3 separate regions of the Homo sapiens genome follow, and all the other regions are linked to region 2. Evidence: read pairs that join two places in POLR2A ChIA-PET (ENCODE). Cell type or tissue: MCF 10A. All regions are shown on one strand. Each heading gives the region's core, and the rest is flanking DNA. Links, peaks and the distances in the headings are about the cores only.

What was found. ChIA-PET counts read pairs that join two places held together with the same protein. Peaks named below come from ENCODE experiments on the same cell type or tissue, not always from the same donor. Only the 100,000 strongest peaks of a DNase experiment are listed, where the experiment ranks them.
Region 1: POLR2A ChIA-PET joins it to region 2 with 7 read pairs; 13 of 35 experiments call an interaction of 5 or more read pairs at or near these places.
Region 3: POLR2A ChIA-PET joins it to region 2 with 5 read pairs; 2 of 35 experiments call an interaction of 5 or more read pairs at or near these places.

What each region holds. Positions count from the first base shown.
Region 1 is chr2:38,608,575-38,616,302 of GRCh38, reverse strand. No RefSeq gene overlaps it. Among named protein-coding and RNA genes, the nearest start is that of HNRNPLL, 9.5 kb to the right of the region's middle. In MCF 10A, for the core only: no CTCF peak of the experiment used is centred there; no DNase peak of the experiment used is centred there.
Region 2 is chr2:38,716,190-38,723,917 of GRCh38, reverse strand. All of the region lies in intron 4 of GALM (galactose mutarotase), which reads right to left. The region is part of intron 1 of LOC124905993 (a long non-coding RNA gene); the gene reads left to right. Among named protein-coding and RNA genes, the nearest start is that of SRSF7, 31 kb to the left of the region's middle. RefSeq lists an enhancer at 795-844 and a silencer at 1,635-1,694. In MCF 10A, for the core only: no CTCF peak of the experiment used is centred there; a DNase peak (open chromatin) is centred at 3,097.
Region 3 is chr2:38,784,738-38,792,012 of GRCh38, reverse strand. GEMIN6 (gem nuclear organelle associated protein 6) reads right to left here. Exons shown (of 3, transcript NM_024775.10): 3 at 7,011-7,275. Among named protein-coding and RNA genes, the nearest start is that of GEMIN6, 10 kb to the right of the region's middle. RefSeq lists a silencer at 1-139 and an enhancer at 2,434-2,934. In MCF 10A, for the core only: no CTCF peak of the experiment used is centred there; no DNase peak of the experiment used is centred there.

The DNA of each region.
Region 1 (7,728 bases), core at 904-5,903, 110 kb after region 2:
ACTGATCTTCATAAAGACCTAATTGGGTCCACAGGACCAAACGGGTTGGGGTAGAGTAAAGGTGGAAGAGCCGAGAGGCCATGTTTTTCTCTCCACTCTCTTGAGATTCTTGCTCATAGCCTTTTACCTTTTCCTTTCTTCCTCAGCCTCCAAATTCCCCCAAGCCTCCAGGCATAGCTCTCCAAGTCAAGCATCAAATACCCCTGCACTTATTTATGGAATCACATATATGCCTCAGAACAGGAAAGGGTGATTGTCAACCATCTACATCTGCCTCTCTGGCAAGGTTTAGGCACTGGGTTACCCACTTCTCAGATATATTGCTTTGTAGAATAATATTATTGAGACTTTCTAAAACAGTTTAAAATCACCTGTTCTACCGGAGCAAGGAATAGAATGGCCATTTGAATATTGACAATTTTATTCTTTCCCAACCCTACAGTGTTAGAGTAGCCTACACTCTTTGTTCTATATTACCTACTTATGTTACTCAGCACATGTTCACAACTGAAGCTCTATTTCTTGTGCTCAAATTCACTAAATGAGAGAATGAACACGGTAGAACATTCTGCGAATGTTAGACGCTGTAATCCTTAATACATTTTTAAAAATAAAATTGAGAATTGTCAAAATATTTTAAGTAACTTTCCCATTGACGCCAAACATACATTAAATTCTTACTCAAATCCAGTGTTGGGTAGCAGTGATGGAATAATTCTGAATTCATTTTTTTCTTATACAAAATTTCCTTAGAAATTCTTTCTGATTTTGAGCAAGCTCCAAGAAGCATTCTGCAGAATAAGAATTATGGTTAGTACTAATGAGTCATTCTGTCCTTCTCCATCTGAATCACATATCAGTTCTGGCCTTATGGGTTTTTAAAAAATGATTTTGCAATCCTCTAAATAAAGTTTCCTTTGATGTCATTATAACGGGAGATTAAAATTATCTCTAATAATGAAACTGTATAATAACTTTTAAAGATTAAAACTCCTTAGAAGAGTTTGTGACTCACAACAGTACTCAATTTTAACCTTTAATATTTTTATTGCAAAAATATTAAAGAGGATGTTTAAAAACTTCAATGACTTCATCATCCTATTAGAAATGCCTTTTTAATTTTTCCAAATTTCCTCCCAGCTTTCTCCACATATGCACACATTTTTACATAGCTGTGATCATAGAGTATAACCCATGGTTCTCAACTCGGGGTGATTTTGCTACCTGTGGGGAGTTGGGAATGTTTGGAGACATTTTTGATTGTCACTACTGAGGATGGGTGGCGCTAGTGGTATCCAGGGGGCAGGGGTCAAGGGTGCTGGTAAACATTCTACAACGTACAGCTCCCTCTCAGCAAAGAATTATCTGGACCAAAATGTCAATGGTGCCAAGGTTGGGAAGCCCTGGTACACATGGTCACACTTTTAAAAATTAGACTTTTCAGGCCAGGCGCGGTGGCTCATGCCTGTAATCCCAGCACTATGGGAGGCCGAGATGGGTGGATCATTTGAGGTCGGGAGTTCGAGACCAGCCTGACCAACATAGTGAAACCCAGTCTCTACTTTAAAAAAAGCAAAATTAACTGAGCATGCTGGTGCATGCCTGTATCCCAGCTACTTGGAAGGCTGAGGCAGGAGAATCACTTGAACCCAGGAGGCGGGGGTTGCAGTGAGCCATGATCGTGGTGCCACTGCACTCCAGCCTGGGCAACAAGAGCGAAACTCCACCTCAGAAAAAAAAGAAAAAAGAAAAAAGAAAAATTAGACGTTTCAAAACTTTCCATCAAATAATAAATTGTTTTTTATTGTCACGAGTCTTATAATTACCCCTCAGTATATCTAGTTGACAATCATAATTTATCTAATGATTTCTTGACTCTTAGATGTCATAGATAATATTGTGAACATCTCTATGCATATGACTTCTATATTGGTTCGGACTAAACTTCAATTCTCCTGAGTAAAATTACTTTGACAAAGGATATTATCATTTTTATGGCTCTTATACTTGGTATGGGGATCTTATTAACTTTGGTAAAACGCATTTGTTATTAATAATTTATCAGAGAAAGTTAAAGTCTGCCTTTGACTATAGCTTCTAATGCTATTGTTTTGTAAGTGGGAAGTAATGGCACTGGGGGAGGGTTCTAACTGATGGTTTTAGCTTTTGAATAATGATGTCGTTTCACATTGCAGGGAGGATATCTCTTTACCCTCATTTGTGTTACCCACTGTGTCTGAAATCTCACATAAGTCTGTGGAGGAAAAAAGATATAACCATCTGCCTTAGCCTTCTTTAAGATATGAGTCCCTGGAATGGACACAGAGCGGGTTGGGACTGTGTCTTATTTATTCTTTTATCAGGGCCCACCACAGGGTCAGGTTGAAATGTTTATCATAAATGTTTGTTGAATGTAGGAGAGGTAACACATGAAGTGACTGAACGTAGCTGACTTTACTGGGGCAGACGACAGCAGAGGAAGCAGTGTGTTCCCATAAAATTATTGTTTTGTGGCAATGTTTTAGGATCCACAGATTTGTATGCCCGATCCACAGTAACAGGCCAGTTACACTGAGACAGCAGCAGAGGGTTTAATGATCACAGGGCGCCGAGTGAGGAGATGGGAGGAGAACTTCGAATCCATCCCTCCCAGGAGTTCTGGGCTGGGGCTTTTAAGGTGATCATGGAGGCTGAGGGGCTGGAAAACTGGAGTTGTTGATTGGTCAGGGTAAGGGGAATAAAATCATCAGGATGTAAAAACTGAATTCCTTGGTGAGTGAGCTCCTGGGGGTTCCTTCAGACCAGCTGATGTCAGTAGTGTTGTTGATACGTGGGACCAAAAAGAATATATCAAACGTAAAACTAAACATTTAATAATGTTCCAGTTGTTATCTATTGAGGAGTTAAGGGGAACTAAAATCTTGTAACAGGTTCTATGTGATTCTGAGGCAATAGCACCAAGCAACCATGAGGAAGCAGTCAGAGAGCAGCTGGCCTCATGATTAATGCTGAATGGGCGGTGAGCTTGGTTTATTTTTGTTTCTTCCCCTCCCTCCTTCCCTGATTAATTTTATAAAGTTTATAGGGATGGCTTCAGGAACACATGAAAATCATCGTGTTTCGATTTGTTCTTATAGTCATCATTATACTTAGTGATAAAGACTGTTGCTTTTGCTATCAGACTCTGCTAGAAATATTTGCTAACATTGGTGGTGGAAGCCAAGATATCAAAAGTCTGGGCCGGGCACGGTGGCTCACGCCTGTAATCCCAGCACTTTCGGAGGCCAAGGTGGGTGGATCACCTGAGGTCAGGAGTTCAAGACCAGTTTGATAATCTGGAGGTCCATAGGCAATCATCCTTCTCCACTACAAGACTGGACAGAGTTAATGTTTTAAAGTTGTGAAGTAGATGAAATTTGTTTTTGGTGATTTCAGCTTTCTTCACTCATTTTTTTTCTTCTGGCGTCTTCCTTCCCCGGGAAGGGCATCTCACCACACAGTGCCCTTGTGGTGCCGCAGCCATTCAGAATGCCACACCACAGTGCACATAGGATCCCTCAACACATAAGGCTGTGGCTACAAAATTCTCTCTCTTCTTTTCTCACCCAATAATTATTTCCCTCTAGTGCCCCACCACTAGCTGGATGATGGGGTGGAAATGCTGCTGCTTGTGAAAATAACTCAATCTGACTAGGTAGAACTATTTTGCCTTCCCTAGTTTAAAAGAACTTGAGTTTTGTCTTACTGTATACAGGACCAAAAGCAAAAATGATGGGCTGGGCGCGGTGGCTCATGCCTGTAATCCCAGCACTTTGGGAGGCTGAGGCAGGATAATTGCTTGAACCCGGGAGACAGAGGTTGCAGTGAGCCAAGATCCAGCCTGGGTGCCAGAGCGAGACTCCATCTCAAAAAACAATAACAAAAACACCAAAAATTATGTCTAAATTGCAGATATACACATTAGTATTCATGCAGAAGCATTTCCAATGATCGTTTTTGTACATTTCACTTATTTTTCTGTAAAAAACATTGCACTATGGAAACAGTCGAGAAGATTAGCTTTTTCTCTTCTCTCTTCCTGTGGTCATTTTGGTGCCAGTTGCAGAGTAGCTGAAGCCATCCTAGAGACTTTGCTTTCAGACTGAGATAAAATGGTGTATTAGTACCTTCTTCTTCACACTGAAATCTTATAATAAATTCTTATAATAGGAGTTGATTTGGTAATATGTTAGTTGATCATTGCGAACTTTAGTTCTCTTAATTTGTTGCAAGAATAATTTTTTTTTCAATTTCTGCTACTAATAAAAGATTCTAAAAAGAGCACACATGTTGGCCAATTTGCCAAGACTCCTACAGAGACTAGTAAGCCAAATATTGCATCCCTAGACTCTCTTGCAGCTATTATTACTTAAGCTTCAACAATCAGAGCCTCTATGTAAGATCCGGAAGGCTGTTTCTGCTGCTAGGCTTGGCTTTGGGTGCGTTTTTTTTCTTCTATAACAATGGTTCTGGAGGTTCCAGTGTTCACTTATTAGTTTCCTGAATATCAGGAAACATGGGGTGGTGCATCTACTTTGCCAGTGCAGATTATAGTTGGTATGGTGTGATTCTGGAGCTGGCCATGGAAGTGGCAGCTTCCTGATCGTGATGGCTTCCAGACTGTGGTATGGTGGCGTAGTGCTGGAGCAGTCAGCTTCACAATGAGCAACAGCACCGCTCTTTTGGTTTCCCAGTTCTGAGTTATGGTTTTGTGAGTCACTCCATTAATAGTTTCAGTTCTTTAAGTGCTTTAATACTTCTAGCTTAAACTAACCAGACTGGATTCTGTTCTTTGCAACTGAACTTTGGCTGATAATAGTCTGCTCTATTTGTTTTCAGGATCACTCATGTATTCATTGATCTTTTAGCAAATATTGATTGAGGGCCTTCTTATAAATAGGTGGCGAGATATATATATTTTTTTCCAGGGATGTAAAACAATGGTTTTAGTTCACACAAATTATAGGTTGCTTAAAAAGTTATATTTCTAGGGCCGGGCACGGTGGCTCACGTCTGTAATCTGAGCACTTTGGGAGGCAGAGGTGGGAAGATCACTTGAGGTCAGGAGTTCAAGACCAGCCTGGCCAACATGGTTAAACTCTGTCTCTACTAAAAATACAAATATTAGCTGGATGTGGTGATGGGTGCCTGTAGTCCCAGCTACTCAGTAGGCTGAGGCATGAAAATCACTTGAACCCAGGAGGTGGAGGTTGCAGTGAGCCAAGATTGTGCCACTGTACTGGAGCCTGGGCAATGGAGCAAGACCCAGTCTCAAAAAAAAAAAAAAAAAAAAAAGAAAAGATTATATTTCTAGGAAAGTATTTCCGTCTAAATAAGGCAGAAAAATCTAAAGTCCCAATTCCAATGTAGTTACCATAGATAGTTCATATGTCCTTATTGGTATAGTGAAAAGAAGATCGGAATTTAGAGACAAAAGATTAGTCTTTCTGAACTTCACCTGCCAAATGGACACAGTAAGGACCTTCCCTGTTAGCTTATATAGTTTCTGTGAGAATCAAATTAAGCAATGTTTGTGATACTGCTTTGTACATAGTAAAGTGCTATACAATGCTGGTTATTTATTTGTAGTTAGTAATAATAGTAACTTTATTCTCTAAAGTTTTCTACATCAGATGGTTACAATAGCACATTCAAATAAAACTATTTTTTGTTTGCCTAATTCTTCAATTAAGGGCAAATTCTTATTTTTTTTAAATTTTATTTTATTTTAATTTTAAGCTCTGGGATACACGTGCAGGATGTGCAGGTTTGTTACATAGGCAAACATGTGGCATGGTGGTTTGCTGCACCCATCAACCCATCACCTAGGCATTAAGCCCTGCATGCATTAGCTATTTATCCTGATGCTCTCCCTTCCCCTGCCCAAATTCTGATTTTTATATAATGATGTGCTTACAGGTAAATCAGAGAGTAATTACTCACTTTGTAAAGGAATTTCACTTTTGAAAATATTCACAATAGGAAAGTTTTTGTTAAAATGCTTCTCTCACATTTATTACAATTGGCTGATTTATAAATTTAAATCATATGCATTTTGGTACATCAAGTGCACAAAATGAGCCATATCTATGCAGTTATTTGAAAAATGGAATTATATTTTTAAGATGATTTCATTTCAAATATGGGTGAGGAGCAAATCATATTATAGATCAGTCTTTTGAGACATCTTCATAGACATAATTTGCAAAGCTGACATGCTCTGTTTCATGTGCTTCTTTTTCTTGAGGCAGAGAAAGAGAAGCTTAGTTTAGATCAACAAACATCTAGCCAGGCAATGTTCTAGGTGCTGAAGACACAAAGATGAATGAGATCAGTCCAGTCCAATCCTGTGCAACGAGGTAGCCACTTTTATGTGGCTATTGATCACTTAAAGTGTGGCTAGCATGACTGATATGGTTTGGGCTGTGTCCCCACCCAAATCTCAACTTGAATTGTGTCTCCCAGAATTCCTATGTGTTGTGGGAGGGACCCAGGGGGAGGTAATTGAATCATAGGGGCCAGTTTTCCCCGTGCTGTTCTCTTTCTCCCTCTTTTTTTTTTTTTTTGAGACAGAGTCTCACTTTATCACCCAAGCTGTAGTGCAATGGTGTGATCCCGGCTTACTGCAACCTCTGCCTCCCAGGTTCAAGCGATTCTCCTGCCTCAGTCTCCTGAGTAGCTGGGATTACAGGTGCAGGCCACCATGCCCAGCTACTTTTGTATTTTTAGTAGAGATGTGGTTTCACCATGTTAGCCAGGCTGGTCTTGAACTCCCGACCTCATGTGATCTGTCTGCCTTGGCCTCCCAAAATGCTGGGATTACTGGCAGGAGGCACCATGCCTGACCCCATGCTATTCTTATGATACTGAATAAGTCTCATGAGATCTGATGGGTTTATAAGGGGTTTCCACTTTTGCTTCTTCCTCATTTTCTCTTGCTGCCACCATGTAAGAAGTGCCTTTCACCTCCCACCATGATTCTGAGGCCTCACCAGCCATGTGGAACTGTAAGTCCAATTAAACCTCTTTTTCTTCTCAGTCTTGGGTATGTCTTTATTAGCAGTGTGAAAATGGACTAATACAGTGACATTAATTTTCTGGATTTAGGGGTGAGGGTGAGGAAAGTACTGTAATAGTTTTGGAAAGTAAATAGCAACAAGGGAAACAATGATACAATTCTGTTTAAAATATGTCCTATTGATTCAAATGTTCCCTAACATATTCAGAATGTAAAGACATCGCCTGCTTCAGAAAGCTGAAGATAGGGAGGGTGAAAAAACTGAGGTCTAACAAACCTACTGCATGTGTGATCTTTAGCATCCGTTGTCCTTTTTGTAGTAGTCTCAGTATCAAAGATCAGGAAAGGATGAGTGAATTAGTAAACTTGCTTACAAAGGAAACTTCTTTGATGGGGTGAGATGCACCCTTCCCAAGGTATTTTTAATTTGCTCAAATTAAAAGAGACAGAAAAGAAGAGCTGGGAGCTTAAAATTGAATTATTTTTCTTTAGGAGAAACAAAACAATAGAATATTCTGTGAAATAATTGGGAATGATCAAGAGCACTTAATATCTTTTTGTTGTTAAGTATGAGCAATTATTTGTTAATTTTATCCATATTTTCATATGCAAGGTGAATTTCATTTGGCAAATTCTATTCACTCTCAACTGTGGACAGAAATGCTATCATT
Region 2 (7,728 bases), core at 951-5,950:
AATTGCAATTCAGAGTGCACACACAGCCTAGGTGGTCCTCAGCATGTCTGGAAAACAAAGAGAAGGTTGGGAGTTTTATTAGATATACATATTTTTTGTTTTTGCTTTTTTTTTTGTTTGTTTTTTTGAGTCAGTGTCTTGCTCTCTCACCCAGGCTGGAGTGCAGTGGTTTGATCATAGCTTACTGCAGCCTCAAACTCCTGGGCTCAAGGGATTCTCCTGCCTCAGCCTCCCGAGTAGCTGTGACTACTGCAGTACATCACCACACCAGCTATAATTTTTAAATTTTTTTGTAGAGATGAGGTCTCACTATGTTGCCCAGGGTGGTCTTGAACTCCTGGCTTCAAGTGATCCTCCTGCCTCAGCTTCCCAAAGTGCTACGATTACAGGCGTGAGTTGCTGCACCTGGCCGGGAGTTTTATTAGAAAGAGAAATGTTACATACTGTTCTGAAAGAACGCTCATTGGCACTAAAGAAACTTCTGGGAGCTGGCAGGCTCTGACTCGTGAGTGACAGCAGCAGGTGAAACTAGTGTTAGAGTCACAGCAGGTCATTTTAGCGATTACTAGGGTGAAACTGGTCTCAGGGTTATAGCAGGCTGTTTCAGCTTTGCAGAAAAATCAATTCTTGGAGCAGGTGCTATGTACCCTAACTGCTCTTTTCCCCCGGCCTCTCAACTCTGAGTTAGTTGGGTATGACAATGACCCAGTTTGTATAACCAACTTTCACATATATCAAGTGATGTGTCTATAAGGAAAGTGAGGTCCTAAAGGGCAAGAATTGTGCCCTATTTATCTCTGTACCCTCTGGGCATGAAGCAGAGCCTTTCGTTGATTGAAAAACTGATGAATGAAGGCAGGAGAGGCAGAAAAAAACCCAGAGGCAACTGTGTATATTGTAGCATCTGGTGACGAAGAATGAAAGATCTAGAAAGGGGCTTAGGAATTCCCTCATCCCGTCCCCTTACTTTGCAGATGGTGAGTTTGAGCCCCCGGCAACTGAAGGGACTTGCCCGAGGTGACACATCTGCATAGTGTCAGAATCTCCACTCAGGCACTTTCCACCTCCCTCTGGAGTGTCCGACTTGGTCACAGCCCCTTACGCCCCCAACCCCGACAGTTGCTCTTGATTTTTCTCACTAAGAATTTAGAAAATGAACATGCAGTTTTTCTAGCCTTGGTTTATCTGCATATATGACTTTGTGCTTTGGTGCTAAGAATAGAAGGAGCTGTCAAAATAGCTCTCAGCAATGCTGAGTGTTCAGGAAAAAGAAGCGGAAATGGAAGGGGTACCCTCAGACAGAATGTCACATCCTCCAACTTTAGTTCTGAAGCCACCAGAAAGCCAGGGGTGTCGGCAGGGAGAAGCAGTTTCTGAAGAGGATTTCTTATTCTCCTGGAGGCCAGATGGGTGTGTATTAAGGTCTGGGCAGCAGTGCCTGGCAGATGAGGGGCTCTGACCCAACAATCTAGGGTTACAGCTCTGGGCCAGAGGAGCAGCCCATGCCCTATTTCAGAGAATGTCTGACTGCAGACAGCATCAAGGGCCCACTAGAGGTTGTTTTCATAAATACAGAGACCAGAAACTGCATGATGACAGCTGTGGAGGGTGTAGGGGGTGGGGTTAATCAGGGTTGGGTTTATTAGGAGCACACAAGAAGGAGGGAGGGGGCAAGAGAGTTGAGTGTGTGCAAAGGGGTGATTCTCATGACGGACTTCTTAGTAGAGACAGGGTTTCACCATGTTGGCCAGGCTGGTCTCGAACTCCTGACCTCAAGTGATCCAGCTGCCTCCGCCTCCCAAAGTGCTGGGATTACAGGCATGAGCCGCCTCACCCGGCCCGCATGATGCGCTTCTGTTCTAGGTGGGGGGGGGGGGTGGGGGGGGGAAGGGAAGGCATAGTTGGGGAGGGACAGTGAAAAGGTAGTAGTTATACCAAAGAACTGTATGTTCTTGTGGTGCTGAAGAATTATTGGAGCTGAAAGACATCTAGAATAGCGATCATGGAAGGTTGCAAAGACAGGTCATGACAAAGTCAAAGAAGTGAGCAGCTGAGAAGGGTGAAGGACAAGATCATTGGATGAGTGGATCTCAAGCTGAGTGGACCAGGCGCGGTGGCTCACGCCTGTAATCCCAGCACTTTGGGAGGCCAAGGAGGGCAGATCCCTTGAGCCCAGGAGTTCAAGACCAACCTGGGCAACCTGGTGAGATCCCGTCTCTACAAAAAATTAAAAAATTAGCCAGGTGTGGTATGGTGCACACCTGTGATCCCAGCTACTAGGGAGGCTGAGGTGGGAAGATCACTTGAGCCTGGGAGGTCAAGGCTGCAGGGAGCCATGATCATGCCACTGCACTCCAGCCTGGGTGACAGAGTGAGAGCTCGTCTCAAAAAAGAAGCAGAGTGGTCAGGGTATCACCAACATGGATAAGAAAATAATCAAGGATTATGACAAGAGTGATGTTAGAGTGACAGTAAGCCAGGAAGAGGTGGAAGTGACTGGGACGGGGGATGACTTAACAAAGAGAGTTCATGAGGGTGTTACTCTAGCCACTACAACTGCCTCATTTTTGCAAGAAGATGAAGTAGATCTGATCACTGGAAATAGGACTTTATAACATTCCAGATCTCTGTCACAAAATATTAAACCTTCCTCTTTCTATTTGCATTCTTGACAGAGTTATAATTACCTGCACTCTGAAAGTGAAGGAAAAACTCACTGCCTTCACAAAATCCATCTGCCTTGATTCATATCTCTTGTCTTACATAAGAGATTCACACCCACATTCTATTATGAGGAATTTGGCCTTTTCCCCATGACTGCTTGTGGCAGATTGCATTCTTCAAAGATGGCCACAGTAGTCTAGATCCCATCCACATGCTCTCCTTACAATGTGATGTTGATACTTCTTCACTGAGCCGTGGAGTCTGTGTTTCCTCTTTTGAACTTGGATGGACCTTTTTAACCACCTTAACCAAAAGAATGTGGCCAAGTAATGCTGTGTGATTTCTGCAGCCAGGTTATGTAAAAGGCTCCAGCCTCGCCCTCTCTCTCTCTCTCAAGACATTTGCCCTTGGAGCCCTGCCACCATACTGTAAGGAAGCTCAAGTCACGTGGAGAGGCTGTGTGTGGGCTGTTCTGGCTGACAGCCCCAGCAAGGCCTCCAGCCAACAGCCAACATCAACTGCCAGACATGTGAGTGAACAAGCCTTCTGATGATTCCAGCCCTGTTCTAATCTTTTAAGCTGAGGCCCTAGACATCATGTGCAGAGACAAGATGTGCCCTGTCTAAATTCCCCGCCAATAGAAACAATTAGAGATAATAAACGAAGTGCTGGAGTAATTTGTTGTATAGCAATAGATTGCTAGTATACTGCTAGCATCTAAGAGGTGATGTTTTCACCTCCTAGCACTGACTTCACAAATTCTGACAGGAGACTAATTTTCCTCCCTGGCTCCTCCTTGCCCCCACCCACAGCCTTTTTTTTTTTTTTTTTTTTTTTTTAACATAGAAGTGCCTTCACGTGATTATACCTTAAGAACATTAATCCTTGCAATTACTTTTGGATGGGGAAAAAACAAACACAAATTTGTTAGTTTACCAATTTTTGAGCATTTTCTATGTGCCAGGCATTAAACTGACCTCAGAAAGCCTAGAATCTGGTGGAAGAGACAGATTAAAACAATAAAAATTTGTTTATTTATTTAGAGACAAGGTCTCACTCTGTCACCTAGGCGGAGTGCGGTGGCATGATCACAGCTCAATGAAGGCTTGACCTCCCTGGGCTCAGGTGATCCTCCCACTACAGCCTCCCGAGTAGCTAGGACTACAAGTGTGTGCCATTGCGCCTGGCTAATTATTATTATTATTATTTTTTTTAGTAGAGACGGGGTTTCACCATCTTGCCCAGGCTGGTCTCAAACTCCTAGGCTCAAGCAATCCACCCGGTCAGCCTCCCAAAGTGTTGGTGTGAGCCAACGCGCCTGGCCAAAACAATAAACATTTACAGGAGAGTGTGAGACATGCAAGGAAAGTGAAATTCCTAAGGCTCTAGGGGAGCAGGGAGCAGCATCAAACTCAGCCTCGGGGGTCACTAAAGGTTCTCTGAGGTGTGACAGATCCTAATCTTTTTTTTTTTTTTTTTGAGACAGAATTTCGTTCTTGTCGACCAGGCTGGAGTGCAATGGCGTGATCTCGGCTCACGGCAACCTCCACCTTCGGGGTTGAAGCGATTCTCCTGCCTCAGCTCCCAAGTAGCTGAGATTATAGGTGCCCGCCACCACACCTGGCTAATTTTTGTATTTTCAGTAGAGACAGGATTTCACCATGTTGGCCAGGTTGGTCTTAAACTCCTGACCTCAAGTGATCCGCCCACTTCAGCCTCCCAAAGTGCTGGGATTATAGGTGTGAGTCACTGCACCCAGCCAGGATCCTAATTTTTTTTTTTTTTGAGACAAAGTCTCATTTTGTTGCCTAGGCTGCAGTGCAGTGGCGTGATCTCGGCCCACTGCAACCTCCACCTCCCAGGTTCAAGCAATTATTTGCCTCAGCCTCCCGAGTAGCTGGGATTACAGGCACCTGCCACCACGCCTGGCTAATTTTTGTATTTTTAGTAGAGACAGGGTTTCACCATCTTGGCCAAGCTGGTCTTGAACTCCTGACCTCGTGATCCACCCACCTCGGGTTCCCAAAGTGTTGAGATTACAGGCATGAGCCACCGCGCCCAGCCAGGATCCTAATCTTGGAGGGTAAATTGGGATTGGCTAACTGACGAGGTGCAGGAGAGAACATGCACAGGACTGGCTCCAGCCACCAGTGAAAGTGCAGCTGTAGCACAGGCAAGACACATTTATGCCACACACATTCTACAGGCTCCTAGCGCTAACTTAATTTTGAGGGGGAAGACTGAAGAAATGGGGTAGAAAGTGAACTGGGTCTATGAACTTCTGACCAAGCACTGATTACAGGAAAATAGCTTTTTTTGTAATATTTGGCCATGAACACTCTCTCACCCGGATGAATTTTAATTAAAAGCTTTTAATTTCTCATGATCTGAAGTCATTTTTTCCCCTGCCTGGTGGCCCTCATGCCTGACTCTCTGAGAAGAGGAACAGACGGTAATGATGCTGTAAGAGTCGTTGACTCTTGACGTTCATTCATTTTTAGACTCTTCCTTCCCAACAGATCCTCTTTCTAGCCCATCTTCACACAACCCAGTAGACAGTGCAGGAATAAAACCACAGTCCTGCTACACTCCTCAGCACAGGTCCATCCTGTTTATAATAACAATTAAAAATTATTTTAAGGGAGAAAAGAAAAAAGAAAGGAAATCTGACATAGACTTCCTAGAAAAATTTGGGAAATGAGTAGGAAAGAAATTTTCTCCAATAATTTTTTCTCCCCTAAAAAAGAAATACTTGGGCCGGGAGCAGTGGCTCACGCTTGTAATTCCAGCACTTTGGGAGGCTGAAGTGGGCAGATCACCTGAGGTCAGGAGTTCGAGACCAGGCTGGCTAACATAGCGAAACCCCGTCTCTACTGAAAATACAAAAATTAGCTGGGCGAGGTGGTGGCACTTGTAATCCCAGCTACTTGGGAGGCTGAGGCAGGAGAATCACTTGAACCTGGGAAGCAGAGGTTGCAGTGGGCCGAGATTGCGCCACTGCCCTCCAGCCTGGGCGAGAGAGGGAGATTCCATCTCAAAAAGAAAAAAAAAAAAAAAGAAAAGAAAAAAAGAAATACTTGTACAAATATTAAGCATGTTATTTGGAAACTGTCTTCTGGCTGGGGGCAGTGGCTCACACCTGTAATCTCAGCACTCTGGGAGGCCGAGATGGGAGGATCTCTTGAGCCCAGGAGTTCGAGACCAGCCTGGGCAACATAGCAGGATCCCCGTCTCTGCAAAAAACAGAAAATATTAGCCAAGCATGGTGGTGCGTGCCTGTAGTCCTAACTACTTGGGAGGCTGAGGTGGGAAGATCGTTTAAGCCCAGGAGGTTAAGGCTGCAGTGAGCTGTGATTGTGCCACTGCACTCCAGCCTGGGCTACTGAGCGAGACTGTCTCAAAAAAAAAGAAAATGGTTTTATATAATTTGTTCCGTATTTTGCTTTACAAATCTATGCAAGCTGTCTTAGGGCTCACATGGACTTACTCACTGATCTTGGGTATTTCTATGCCTCTGTAAGATTCAATTTCCCCATTTATAAAATGGAGCTAAGGCCAGGGATGGTGGCTTCCACCTATAATTCCAGCACTTTGGGAGGCTGAGGCAGCGGGGATCACTTGAGGCCGGGAGTTCGAGACCAGCCTGGCCAACACGGCAAAACCCTGTTTCTGCTAAAAATACAAAAAATTAGCCAGGCATGGTGGTGTGCACCTGTAACCCAGCTACTTGGGAGGCTCAAGCAAGAGAATTGCTTGAATCCAGGAGGCGGAGGTTGCAGTGAGCCGAGATGGTGCCACTGCACTCCAGCCTGGGCGATAGAGTGAGACTCTGTCTCAAAAAGAAAAATGGAACTAATATTAGCACTTACCTGGCACATAGTGTGTGTACTCTCTCACTCTCTTTTATACACACACACACACACACACACACACACACACACACACACTCCCTTAATACAGAGACCAGGTATTAATCACAGCATAAACTTTTTTTTTTTTTCTTGAGATGGAGTTTCGCTCTTGTTGCCCAGGCTGGGGTGCAATGGCGTGATCTTGGCTCACTGCAACCTCGGCCTCCCAGGTTCAAACGATTCTCCTGCCTCGGCCTACCGAGTAGCTGGGACTACAGGCATGTGCTCCCACGCCTAGCTAATTTTGTATTTTTAGTAGAGACGAGGTTTTGCCATGTTGGTCAGGCTGGTCTTGAACTCCTGACCTCAGGTGATCCGCCTGCCTCGGCCTCCCAAAGTGCTGGGATTACAGGCATGAGCCACTGTGCCCGGCCCCATAGCGTAAATCTTTCATGCAAAAAGGAAGGTGCATTTCTGCCTCCAGAGCACACTGTCATTTTCATTAGAGTACTTAAGGTTTCTGTTTTTTGTTTGTTTGTTTGTTTTTTAGAGTCAGGGTCTCTTATGTTGCCTAGGCTGCAGTGCAGTGGCTATTCACAGGTGCAATCACAGCTCACTGCAGCCTCAAACTCCTGGGCTCAAGCCATCCTCCCACCTCAGCCTCTTGAGTAGCTGGGACTACAAGCACACACCACTGTGCCTGGCTTATTCTGTTTTCTGAAGCTTCCTCTTCTAGTGATTTTTAAATTGAGAACAATGGTTTTTAAATGATTTTTTTGAGTCATGAACTCCTTTGAGAATATTATAAAAGTTATGAGATCTCTCTCCAGTAAAATGCACACACACATACAGAATGTTCCCAGAGCCTCTGAAGCCCCGCCATGCATCCCTGGCTAAGAATCCTTGGTCTATAGAATATGTTCTACTTATAGTGCCATTCATCACAAAACAAGTTGCACCGTCATGACCTGATGTTGAAATGCACATTTGGAATCTCACAGTCACATAACCTCAAGTGTTTGCTCAAGCAACACAGATTCCTCCCATAGCAATGTGGCAAAAACTTTGTGTAGTACACCAGGGCCTCCTTCTGGACTGTTTATGATTCCTCCATACTCTTGAACACGTACACAACAATCTGACACGCGAAAGGCGCAGAAGCTGGTCTTAATCTGAGCAAATCAACAGCTTTCAGAAGCTGCAGGGAAATGAA
Region 3 (7,275 bases), core at 2,276-7,275, 67 kb before region 2:
TCCATTTATGTCCTGAGATTCCACTTTGAGGAAGTGTTGCTTCATTCCATCCTTTGGTTCCTCTTTTTTTTTTTTTTTTTTTGAGACAAGGTCTCACACCAATGCCACTGGAGTGCAGTGGTACGATCACCACTCACTGCAGCCTCAACCTCCCTGGGCCCAGGGGATCCTCCTGCCTCAGCCTCTGGAGCAGCTGGGACTACAGACATGTGCCACCATGCCCAACTAATTTTTTGTACTTTTTGTAGAGTTGGGGTTTCACCATGTTGCCCAGGCTTGTCCATCCTTGAGTTTGAAATGTATTTTAACAACAATGCCTGTTAACCTTTCAAATAAGACTTTATTTGTCCATAGAGATTAACAAATACGGGGCCCTATCCTGTACAAAGAGTTTAAAGAAGTTTCCTCACCCGGGAGACAATGTAGGGGTTCTTTTATTTTTCTGTTTTTTGAGACAGGGTCTTGCTCTGTAGGCCAGGCTGGAGTGCAGTAGTGCAATCTCTGCCTCTCGGGCTCAAGTGATCCTCCCACCTCAGCCTCCTGAGTAGGTGGGATTACAGGCATGCGCCACGATGCTGGGCTAATTTTTTTTTTTTTTTTGTACTTTTAGTAGAGACGGGGTTTTGCTGTTGCCTAGGCTGGTCTCCAACTCATGGGCTCAAGCAATCCACCCACCTCTGCCTCCCAAAGTACTGGGATTATAGGCTTGAGTCTCTGTACCCAGCTCAATGTAGTTTTTATTTGTTTTAAACAAATGGTTCTCAAATGGGGGCAGTTTTGAGGGGGCAGGAAACATTTGGCGATGTCCAAAGACATTGTTGGTTTTCACAGCTTGTGGGGTGGGAGGTGCTACTGGCATCTAGTGCTTAGAGGCCAGGGATACTGCTGAATATCCCACAAGGCACAGGATACCCAAAGAAAAAATCACTCGGTCCAAAATGCCAATACAGCCAAGGTGAAGAAAACCCTGCTTTAAACAAAATGAGATAAGTAATCACTAACAAAGCCTAATAGCTATTAGGTGTAAATTATGCCCATAGACATCTCTGAAAATGAAAATATATTTTGAACTACAGAAAGTGAAAATCTCGGCTGGGCGCAGTGGCTCATGCCTGTAATCCCAGCAGTTTAGGAGGCCGAGGCCGGTGCATCACCTGAGGTCAGGAGTTCGAGACCAGCCTGGCCAACATGGTGAAACTCTGTCTCTACTAAAAATACAAAAAAAATTAGCCAGATATGGTGGCACACGCCTGTAATCCCAGCTACTCAGGAGGCTGAGGCAGGAGAATCGCCTGAACCCAGGAGGCAGACGTTGCAGTGAGCAGAGATCATGCCACTGTACTCCAGCCTGGGCAACAGAGCAAGACTGTCTCAAAAAAAAATAAAATAAAAATATAGTGAAAATCTCTGCCAAATCAACTCTAATAAATATGTACTGTGTGAATAAGAGCTTGTGTGTACATTTTGTTCTTATCAAGAATTCTAAGTACTTAAGAATTTGAAGAAATTATATGTACAAATGAGAAAAGCCTGGCACAGATGAATAGGGATACATTTACTTTAAAAACATGTTCTACCATTAAATTTTGTTTTGGCTTTTTACCAAAAAAACCACTTTTCTTTTGTTTTTGTTTTTGAGATGGAGTCTCACTCTTGTCACCCAGGCTGGAGTGCAATGGAGCAATCTCAGCTCACTCCAACCTCTGCCTCCTGGGTTTAAGCAATTCTTCTGCCTCAGCCTCCCGAGTAGCTGGGACTACAGGCACCTGCCAGCATGCCCGGCTAATTTTTATATTTTTAGTAGAGATGGGGTTTCACCATGTTGGCCAGGCTGGTCTCAAACTCCTGACCTCAGGTTATCTGCCTGCCTCGGCCTCCCAAAGTGCTGGGATTACAGGCATGAGCCACCGCGCCTGGCCAGAATCACTTATTTTGAAAATGTGAAGACATGACTTGTATGTGAATGCTACTACTGCTAAACCTCTGCACTACAAAATTCAAGTTGTCACACTTAGGCCCACATTAAAATGTTTAAAACACACCCATGCACACACACACACACACACCCTGTTACTTTATCTTTGAACAAAGTCCAACCTAGTCGACTTTGGCCAATATGCTTTTTTTTTTTTTTTTTGAGTCGGAGTCTCGCTCTGTCGCCCAGGCTGCAGTGCGGTGGCACAATCTCGGCTCACGACAAGCTACGTCTCCCGGGTTCACACCATTCTCCTACCACAGCCTCCCGAGTATTTGGGACTACAGGCGCCCGCCACCACACCTAGCTATTTTTTTTTTGTATTTTTAGTAGAGACGGCGTTTCACCATGTTGGCCAGGATGGGCTCGATTTACTGACCTCGTGATCCGCCCGCCTCGGCCTCCCAAAGTGCTGGGATTACAGGCGTGAGCCACCGCGCCCGGCCTGTTTTGTTATTTTGTTTTGTTTTTTTTTTTTGAGGCAGAGTCTTGCTCTGTCGCCCAGGCTGGAGTGCAGTGGCGTGATCTCTGCTCACTGCAAGCTCCGCCTCCCGGGTTCACGCCATTCTCCCGCCTCAGCCTCCCAAGTAGCTGGGACTACAGGCGCCCACCACCACGCCCACCTAATTTTTTTGTATTTTTAGTAGAGACGGGGTTTCACCATGTTAGCCAGGATGGTCTCCATCTCCTGAACTCGTGATCCACCCGCCTCAGCCTCCCAAGGTGCTGGGATTACAGGCTTGATCCACTGCGCCCAGCCTGTTTTGTTTTAAAGTATATGACTCTAGAGGGTTATGAATGTAGAATTTTTTTTGTTTTTTGTTGTTTTTTGTTTTCTTTGAAAAGGAGTGTCACCGTGTCGCCGAGGATGGAGTGCAATGGCATGATCTCAGCTCACTTCCGCCTCCTGGGTTCAAGCAATTTTCCTGCCTCAGCCTCCCGAGTAGCTGGGATTACAGGCACTCACCACCACGCTAATTACCACCTGGCTAATTTTTAGTAGAGACGGGGTTTCACCATGCTGATCACGCTGGTCTCGAATTCCTGATCTCAGGTGATCCACCCGCCTTGGTCTCCCAAAGTGCTGGGATTACAGGCATGAGCCACCGCACCTGGCTGACTGTAGGATGTTTAAAGTGAAGCCTGATTAAAAACTTTAGTTCCTAGGCTCAGTAACCCTTCTCCTATAGCGTGAACTGGAAAAATCCGTTTGTTTGAGGACTTGATTATTAGTAGGATTACCAGACAGAACAGCAAAGACATGCTATGCTCCTTAGAAGACAGATGTCTTTACAAATCAGGAGCCATGCTATAGGATGGGCACCAAGGGACTATCCCATGTGGTAAAGAAACTCATCCACTGATTATAGACCAAGAGCAAAACAATTAGTAATTAGAAACGTTTCTGTTAATGCTGCCCTTCTGTCTCTGAAATTCACCTGTGCACCTTCCCATTCAAACTCCAGCTCTTGCTATTACTTCTAGCTCATAAATATTTATACCATCCTTTTTTACAATAAGCATGACTAAGACTGAATTAACTGAAGCATGAAATCTGATTAGTTAACAAGAAAGCCACCGGGCACGGTGGCTTCACGCCTATAATCCCAGCACTTTTGGAGGCCGAGGCAGGCTGATCACCTGAGGTGAGGAGTTTGAGACCAGCCTGACCAACATGGAGAAACCCCATCTCTACTAAAAATACAAAATTAGCTGGGCGTGGTGGTGCATACCTGTAATCCCAGCTATTCGGGAGGCTGGGACAGGAGAATCGCTTGAACCTGGGAGGCGGAGGTTGCGGTGAGCTGAAATCACGCCATTGCACTCCAGCCTGGGCAACAAGAGTGAAACTCCATCTAAAAAAAAAAAAAAAAATCCAATTGTCCAGTTTATAACTAATGTTTGCCACTTGGCTAGTTTGAAACCCATATTGGGGTTGCAAAAATGCCCTCCATGTTTATGCTTATAATTTATTTCGCTCCCTCCTTCCCTCTCTCTCTTTCTTTCTACACAGTGTCTTGCTCTGTTGCCCAGGCTGGAGTGCAGTGGCACAATCTCAGCTCATTGCAACCTCCGCCTCCCAGGTTCATGTGATTCTCATGCCTCAGCCTCCCGAGTAGCTGGGATTACACGCGTGAGCCACCACGCCCAGCTAATTTTTGTATTTTTTTGTAGAGATGGGGTTTCACCACGTTGGCCGGAACTGCTGACCTGAATTGATCGACCCGCCTCGGCCTCCCTAAGTGCTGGGATTCTAGGTGTGAGACACTGCACCTGGCCTTAAAATTTCAATTTAACATATTTTAAAGAAGTGCTATGTGTCAGTCACCCTGTTAGGAACTCAGAATACAAAGATAAATAGGGATACATGAGAACAGAGAAATAAAGTTTATTTGAATACTTTTTTTTTTTTTTTGAGACAGAGTTTCACTCTGTCGCCCAAGCCGGAGCGCAGTGGTGTGATCCTGGCTCACTGCAACCTCCACCTCCCAGGTTCAAGTTATTTGAATAATTCAATCTGGACCATAATTTAGCCTCCAGAAGGGTCTGAAGAGTATGGATGTCTGTTGAAATTAAAAGGGAGCTAAGGGATTCAACCAAGTCTCTTAATTGTGCTTTTTAAGACTTTCTCAGGCAGGGCTCTGTGGCTCATGCCTGTAATCCCAGCACTTTGAGAGGCCGAGCTCAGAAGTTCCAGACCATCCTGGGAAACATAGTAAGACCCTTCCTCTACCAAAAAAAAAAAAAAACTTTTTAAATTAACTGGGCATGGTGGGTGTGCCTGTGGTTCCAGCTACTAGAGAGACTGTGGTGGGAGGACTGCTTGAGCCCAGGTGTTCCATACCAGCCCTGGCAACATAGGGAGACCCTGTCTCTAAAAAAAGAAAAATGTAAAAATTAGCCAGGCATGGTGGCGCCCGTAGTCCCAGCTACTCTGGAGGCAGAGGTGGGAGCCCAGGAGGTAGAGGTTGCAGTGAGCTGAGATGGTGCCACTCCACTCCAACCTAGGTGACTGGGTGAGACCCTGTCTCCAAAAACAAACAAACAAACAAACAAACAAAAAACAAGCACCATTAAGAACATACAAATGAGAGAGGCTGGGAGAAAATATTTGCAAATCACTTATCTTCTTTTTTGAGAGGCGTGATCTTGGCTCACTGCAACCTCCGCCTCCCAGGTTCAGGCGATTCTCTTGCCTCAGCCTCCCGAGTAGCTGGGACTACAGGCGCACATCACTATTCCCAGCTAATTTTTGTGTTTTTAGTAGAGACAAGGTTTCACCATATTGGCCAGGATGATCCCAATCTCTTGACCTCGTGATCCGCCCACCTCGGCCTATCCAAAGTGCTGGGATTACAGGTGTGAGCCACTGCGCCCGGCCAGTAAATACCCTATTTTAAAAATTAGTGCCTTCCTGGAAGAAGTTGCAAAAAAAAAAAAAAAAAAAGGCAAAATATCTCAATAAACGTTTCAACAAAGAAGATAAACAAATGGTTTAATATGCACATGAAAAGATGCTCAATATCCTTAGTCACGAGGGAAATGCAAAACGAAACCACAAGTAGATACTGCTTCACAACTTAACTAGAATGGCTGTCATCAAAAACAAAGGCCGGGTGTGGTTAGTGCCTCAAGCCTATAATCCCAGCACTTTGGGAGGCTGAGGAGGGAGGATCATTTGAGCCCAGTTCAAAACCAGGCAGGGCAGCACAACCAGACCTTCTCTTTGCCAAAAAAAAAAAAAAAAAGCCCATTTGGTGGCCTGCACCTGAAGGCGGGATTGCTTGAACCTAGGCAGTCACGGTGGCAGTGACCTATGATTTTGCCATTAAACTCCAACCCCTGTGACAGAGCCAGACTCTTATCAAAAATTAATTAAAAATAAAAAACTCAGCAAAGTCTAAGTAATCACAATTTTATTTAAAAAATATGGGCTGGGTGCAGTGGCTCATGCCTGTAATCCCAGCACTTTGGCAGGCCGAGGCAGTCGGATCACCGGAGGTCAAGAGTTTGAGACCAGCCTGACCAACATGGAGAAACCCCGTCTCTACTATAAAAATACAAAAATTAGCTGGGCATGGTGGCGCATTCCTGTAATCCCAGCTACTTGGGAGCCTGAGGCAGGAGAATCGCCTGAACCCGGGAGGCAGAGGTTGTGGTGAGCCGAGATCGCACCATTACACTCCAGCCTGGGCAACAAGAGCAAAACTCCATCTCAAAAATAAATAAATAAAGACTACAGAAACAAAGAAAAAAGCATACACATTGATTACAATTACCTAAAAATCTTTAAAGGATATTAATATGCAAAAGCGAAAAACATGTATAGGTACTGGAATAATTTTATTTTTGCTTGAAAAAACACTTAATGAGAGCCGGGTGTGGTGGCTCATGCCTGTAACCCCAGAACTTTGGGAGGCCGAGGTGGGTCGATCAGGAGTTTTAGACCACCCTGGCCAACTTGGTGGAACTCCGTCTCTACTAAAAATACAAAAAATTAGCTGGGCGTAGTGGTCCACGCCTATACTCCCAGGTACTCAGGAGGCTGATGCAGGAGAATCACTTGAACCTGGGAGGCAGAGATTGCAGTGAGCTGAGATCGTGCCACTGCACTCCACCCTGGGAAACAGAGCAAGACTCCGTCTCAAAAAAAAAAATTAGCTGCATGGGTGGTGTGTGCCTGTAGTCCTAGTTACTCAGGAGGCTTAGGTGGGAGTATTGCTTGAGGCCAGGAGTTTGAGGCTGCAGTGAATTATAATCGCGCCACTGCACTCCAGCCTGGGTGACAGAGCAAGACCTTGACTCTTATAAAAAAAAAAAAAAAGGATTGTGAAATTTTCATCAATTCTCAGCAAATTAAAACAATTGATTGAATGTTTTAAATGTCACTTAAAAAAAACTAAGTGCATGGAAAAATCAACTTCAGTATCTTTAGAAGAAAAAAGTGGACTTAGGAAATCAGATGAAAAGGGGATGGTGAGAAATCAGTGCAAACAGTGGAAACTTTGCTTCCAAGGAGACAAAAAATACACAGTGGAAGTCGAAACAGACTTTTATTTTAAAAAGTATTCTTGATAATGTGTTCAAAGACTGCCCTGGCTACAGCCCAGGACTGGCAGTAAATACAACCAGCTTTGGGGAGGAATCTCCCTCTGGGGAATGTGGAATCACAGATGCTGACAGCCCAAAGGAGGCACTGGAAACAGGTGAGTGAAACTCCTGGGGAGAATCTTAGCTGAGGAATTAGCTAGGGAAACTCCCTAAGCATGAAGGTTTCTATGGCAGATCAGGATCACTTA